Regions from separate parts of the Homo sapiens genome. Here region 1 is linked to region 2. A link is an interaction called in ENCODE POLR2A ChIA-PET data of the cell type or tissue named here. Cell type or tissue: A673. All regions are shown on one strand. Links, peaks and the distances in the headings refer to the core of each region. The heading gives the core; the rest is flanking DNA. Region 1 has its middle 11 kb from the start of WIPF3. Region 2 overlaps CHN2 (chimerin 2).

What was found. Peaks named below come from ENCODE experiments on the same cell type or tissue, not always from the same donor. Only the 100,000 strongest peaks of a DNase experiment are listed, where the experiment ranks them.
Region 1: POLR2A ChIA-PET joins it to region 2 with 6 read pairs; 2 of 35 experiments call an interaction of 5 or more read pairs at or near these places.

What each region holds. Positions count from the first base shown.
Region 1 is chr7:29,794,207-29,797,120 of GRCh38, forward strand. No RefSeq gene overlaps it. Among named protein-coding and RNA genes, the nearest start is that of WIPF3, 11 kb to the right of the region's middle. RefSeq lists an enhancer at 1-244. In A673, for the core only: no CTCF peak of the experiment used is centred there; a DNase peak (open chromatin) is centred at 1,245.
Region 2 is chr7:29,477,190-29,480,103 of GRCh38, forward strand. All of the region lies in intron 6 of CHN2 (chimerin 2), which reads left to right. Among named protein-coding and RNA genes, the nearest start is that of PRR15-DT, 85 kb to the right of the region's middle. In A673, for the core only: no CTCF peak of the experiment used is centred there; no DNase peak of the experiment used is centred there.

The sequences.
Region 1 (2,914 bases), core at 204-2,703, 320 kb after region 2:
GTTTCAGAGAAATGCATTTAAGTATTATCTGTGGTTATTTGTGCTGTAGAAGAATTGTGAGTGATTCGTAATTTTATTCTTGGTAATTTTCTGTATTTTCCAAATTATCTCAACAGGGAACCAAGGACAATATATTCCTTTAGCATTAAAAGCAAAATAAAAGGAACCTTGAATAAAACTTTTTTCTGTTTTCTATTTAAATCAAAAGAAGGAAAGGGGGCTTGTTACTGGAGTTGCCACAGTGCAATTGTTTGCCCACACCTGGAAGAACCCACCAAGTTCTGGTCTCAGAGATAGTGTGGCTAAGAGCAGAGGCCAGAAAGTAAGATTAATTGTTATTGTAAGAATGAAGTGAACTGACACAAGTAAAGTGCTTAGAGCAGTGCCTATAGGCACTGGTAAGCACAGGTAGAAAATGTTTAATAAATATTAGCTATTATTATTATTACTCTGAGATGGTAGCTTCCCCCTTTTACCAGAAAGCGGTCCCAATCCAGACCCCAAGGGAGGGTTCTTGGGTCTCAGGCAAGAAAGAAATTAGGGCAAGTCCACAGAGTAAAGTGAAAGCAAGTTTATTAAGAAAGTAAAGGAATAAAGAATGGCTACTCCATAGACAGAGCAGCCCCAAGGGCTGCTGGTTGCCCATTTTTATGGTTATTTCTTGATTATATGCTAAACAATGGGTGGATTATTCATGCTTCCCCTTTTTAGACCATATAGGGTAATTTCCTGACATTGCCATGGCATTCGTAAACTGTCATGGCACTGGTGGGAGTGTAGCAGTGAGGACAACCAGAGTTTACTCTCGTCGCCATCTTGGTTCTGGTGGGTTTGGGCCAGCTCTATGGCCTGTATCTTGTGCCAACCTCCTATCTCATCCTGTGACTTAGAATGCCTAACTATCTGGGAATGCAGCCCAGTAGGTCTCAGCCTTACTTTAACCAGCTCCTATTCAAGATGGAGTTGCTCTGGTTCAAACGCCTCTGGCACCCCCACCCCTCCAGTTCCTTTCCTCTCCAAGACAATGAGCAGTTCTTTATGGTCCTTAAGGAACTTGCAAGTATATTTTCTGCCCGTTTACATCTTCTATATTATAATGCAGATTTTGGCTTTGTGGAGATATATGGGAGTTGCACACTAAAATTATATGCATTTTTTTTTTCTGAGCTGGATCACATGCCCTTTGGTAAAATAATCTGGCTGGTGTTTCATTCGTCAGCAAGCTTTTCCAGGCTCATGCCTTCCCCCATTTTCACTAAGTGCTTCCTGACTATTTCTCTTGAATAGCCAAGAAGAAGGATTAATACGTTAAGCTGATTAAGGTGTACTTTGATTTATGATCATCTCTTTTCAAGTGTTTTCAAGACCCAGTCTTTTATTCTTACTAAGCTATAGAAAACTGGTAGGCAATGCCATCAGACAAGCATGCTATTCTTTTTTTTCTACATGACACAATGTCTTTCTTCAACCTTTCTGTGGTCAAGAAATGCCAGCATTGAAAAATAAAAAGAAATAATCTCTTTAATGACAGGGAAACATGGCTATCTTGTATTTGAACTTGTTACCCTCTAGATGTGGGTGGAAGATGAGTCTCTCTTTTTTGAGAATTGACTGACCAAGGCCTGGCTATGTCACCTGGTTGACTAGATACAGAAGTCATCACTATTCCTCGTTGCCAGTAAGTGGCAATTTATCACCATGTCACATGCCATGTCGTGTTATCCTAATGTGCAGAACTCCAGGACTTTTGAGAACAATCTATCCTTGATCATCCCTGTAAACAATGTGACTCTATTTAGGGAGTATGAGCACAGATAGCCCAAAATGGCAAAAAATTTTAAAGCATGTCTACTTGGCCTTGAACTACTTTTTGTTTTCATATTTGAAATGTCTGTGATGATTGTTCAGAAGTTTGCCCCACTATTTAAAAAAAAAAAAAAAAAAAAAGCAAAGCTACAAAGAGAGCCAAGTCAGGATTGCTCAAAAACTGTTTGCTTTCTTATTCTATCATTCTGTTCTAAAGGGCTCTGTGACTTCACACCATGAGGTTGAAGCTAGAGTCCTTTCTCACCAAGAGAGAAGTAAAGCATCCACTTTTGTTGACTTATCACCACTAAGCTGTAGTCTTTCTGGTGCAGAATTTTCCCTGGACAGGCAAGAAAAAGAGGATTAGATACTCTGTCATTAACTTATTCATCAATTCAAGATTTATTGAGTGCTGACTTATTATGTGAAGCCTATTTTGTTCAGTGCTGGTGGTACTGGGACAATGGCACCATTTCTGCCCTTAAGGATATAGACAAATAGACAGTTACAATGTCATGCTCTAAGTGCTTAAGAACAAAGGGGATGAGGATGTTAAATATTGAGAAATGGAGCCCTGGTCTTCCTTGAGGGTTCAGAAAGCTTTCTCAGAATAGGTGAGTGTTGATACTGAAGGATAAGATGTTCACCGGGAAATAAGGAGGGAAAAGGTATACCAGGACAAGAAGTGGCTTTGAGGAAGGCAGAGTCAGGTGAATGTGAGGGGCTCCGAGCCCTCTGGGACAGCAGCAGCACAGTGTGGTTGTGGGGTGGCAGAGTCAGAAGATGAGATGAAGCCAATCTTGGGGGTCTTTGTAGATGATACTAAGTTACTTAGGCTTTATCTTAAGCTCAAAAGAGAGTGGTTGAGGAACTCTAAGCAGGTGAGTTAGATGATTAAAATTTTGCTTTAGAAAGATTATTATGGCTTCAGGGTGGAGAAGAGTTAGGAGGAGGGAACACAGCATTGGAGCCCATAACATCATGTTGCAGATGACAGCAATAGACCAGGCCTGAGCTAAAGCAGTGGCTCCAGGGGCCAACAGGGAAAGGTGTCTGGGAGGCAGAAGGTCAATGGTTTTGTGATGGATTAGATGGTGGTGGTAGAAAT
Region 2 (2,914 bases), core at 255-2,754:
GCTCAAAGGCTAACACTTCTAGTCCCCTGTAAAGAAGCATCCTAAGGGAATAGTGTTGGTTCCTTCACTTGTCTGAATGTGTCTTGTGTTTGGGTAAATTCTATTGAATCAATAGCTGAAAAAGAAATCACTGTCACAAATGGAAATAAAAATTACTTGTTATACATACAAGCACAGACATGAAAAAATATTAAATCTCATTGTATTCAACCATCCATAGACCAAAAGGAGGAGATTCTTTTGGCCACTTTCCATGTAAATAGTTATTTGATCAGATTCTAAAAATGGTATATTCATGTCATTAGTCCAGTCCACATCACAGAATTTGCCCTTACACAAATGGCTCACCATCAAAAGGTCTCTCTCGCTTTGCTAGCAGTGAAGGTTGGGAAAGGACCCTTTTTGCTTCTCTCCATCTTTTTACCTGTAGACTAAGGATGGGAAGCCCTGCAAAGGTATGCCAAGCCTTCACTTAACGCCTGCCATAACAGTTGTCCTTCAGAATGGGACAGTGGGAAGAAGGGCCAAGGGGCCTGGTGAAGCCCATTAAGAGAGTAGACCCCTGGAGGGAACCTTGTCTTTGGAAGCTGAGGCAGTGGATGGGTGGTCACAGGAGGGACTGGAGACCCCGCACCATGCAGTCCTCTTTGCACACCTTCTTCCACAACCCTGGCTTCCTATATGTACATGTGCTTTCTAGCAACTTATATTTATTCAGTGTCTACTGTGGCAAGGACTCTTATTAGACACTTTTGTAGGGGGAAACAAAAGCAAATTAAGCATAGAGCATGTCACAGTGAGTTCTCAGTGTGGCAGGGATAAGAGCTGTTATAGTCACTATAATACAAGACAGAAAGTGACAAGTGCAATCAGAAAAATGTGGATAAAACACTATGGGATTTCAGAGGACACAGTTGGCCTTCAGTGGGGAGTCTGGGGAAGTCCTTTTGGAAAGGGTAGCATTAGAATCAGAATGTAAATGTTGGTGAAAATGTAGATATGTTGAAAGGATGCTAGAATATTCTAAAGAACAGAGCAAGCTACCAAGGTTAGCAGTTAAGTATGTCACAGAAGAGATGTTGTAGGATTTGTGGAGGGGAGTGTAGGGAAATAGGATGAGCTGGGTACATTAGGATCAGCTCATGAAAAACCAGCAATGCCAGGACACAGTTAAGCTATGGAGAAGCATGGGTGGATTAGGAAGATTGTTGTAGAGCGATGTGTAAGGTGGACTGGAGAGATAACAAGGGTCTGAGTTATGTGGGGAAAGAAAGGTAGGGAGAGGCCAGACTCAACCAGTATCTGAGATAAAGCATTTGTCAGGACTGATGGCAGGATGAGGCAGCACATGGGTGTACCGAGGCAGCAGGACACAGTGTTGAGGAGCATGGGCGCTGGACACAGATGCTTTGTGTTCTAGCCCTGGTTCTGCCACTTAAACTAGGCTGCATGTCCTTGGGCAAATTGCTTTACCTCTCAGTGCCTTGCTCTCTTCATCCAAAAGAATCGGGAATAAAAATCTTGCTCCTCACACCCATATGCTGCAGATTAAATGAGTTAAGTGCCTTTGACACATTCTAACGTCCTCTGACACAGCGTAAATTATTGTGCTCAATAGCTTAACGTAAAAATTGGGTGTTATTATTGAAGGTCATGAGAGGATGAAATGGGAGGATGAACTTTTGAACCAAGTTAAAATCATGGTGTTTACCAGGAATAAAGAATTACACATGGGAAGGAGTGATCTTTGGTTACTCTTCACAAGGCTGCTTGGAGGGACTGCAGCATGGGGCCCTTGTTTGAGTAGAGGACAGGACTGCCCATCTACATAAAGGCCCAGTTATCTAGATCTTGTTTTCTAGTTCCTAAAGCATTAATTTTACTGTCTGGCATTAGCTGCATTAATCTTCACCAATGAGTCAGGAGTACTCCCAAGACATCAGGATTTCCCTGCTTCTTTTCATGGGGAGACCTAGGATCAAAGAATTAGGGTCATGGGAGACCATCAAACAGATGATGCTTTTAAGAGGAAGGAGGCCATTTTCATAGGCTTGGGCACTAACAGAATGAACACTGAAGATGTTTTATTTAAAAGAAAAGCAATTATGATGTTTTGATTTTAGGTAAGGAATATTGTCTTGTCTGTGTGGGTTTGAGCAGAGTTTGTTCGTGCAGGAAGGACAGGAGAGACCGGGGAGTGTCCTGAGGCAAGACATCCTGCCTCTTATTCTGCAACTTTGCAGAACTCAGAGTGGAAAAGCTTTGCTCTCCTCTGATATCCCATTTGGTGCTCAGACTGTTCCAATGTAATGCATGCATAAGAATAAAAATTAAGCTTTCAAGTGCTAAGGCAGATTTTTAATAAAGAGACATAGGCTTTACCCCTATAAGATTAAACAGTCATCAGGGTTTAAAGGTTTAATCTGTTGGAGCTCAGCCCAGGATGGGGTTCAGAGCCCCAGATTAATTGGATGCAGCCTCAGACTTTGAACGTCAGAGCTGGCTGGGGGGTGTGTGCGCTGGTGTGTTTGAGTGTGAAATGTGCTAATAAGGAGGAGAGACCTCTCCTTTGCAATGTGCTGCGGCAGGAGAAAGCAGGCTGCCGGCCCCTGCCTCCCTGAATCCTCAGTGGCTGACTGGATACCGCTTCTGGGGGTTGCTGTGCACATGAATGTTTGCTATTGTTCCAGGCGCACGTCGGCCTTAAGAAATAGCACAAAACAGGCCCATCCTTATTCAGAAGCCGGGCCCCCTCCATCACTCAAACTGGGCCTTTCAGGTCACATGCCGGAGGCTGCTGCAGACAGGACCCAGCTGCCTCAAATCTGCCGCCTAACATAAGCTGCGGTTCGAAAATCCTGACAGCACAGGGCTTCCTGGGCTCTGCAGAGCAAACTGGAAAGAGCTGGGATCC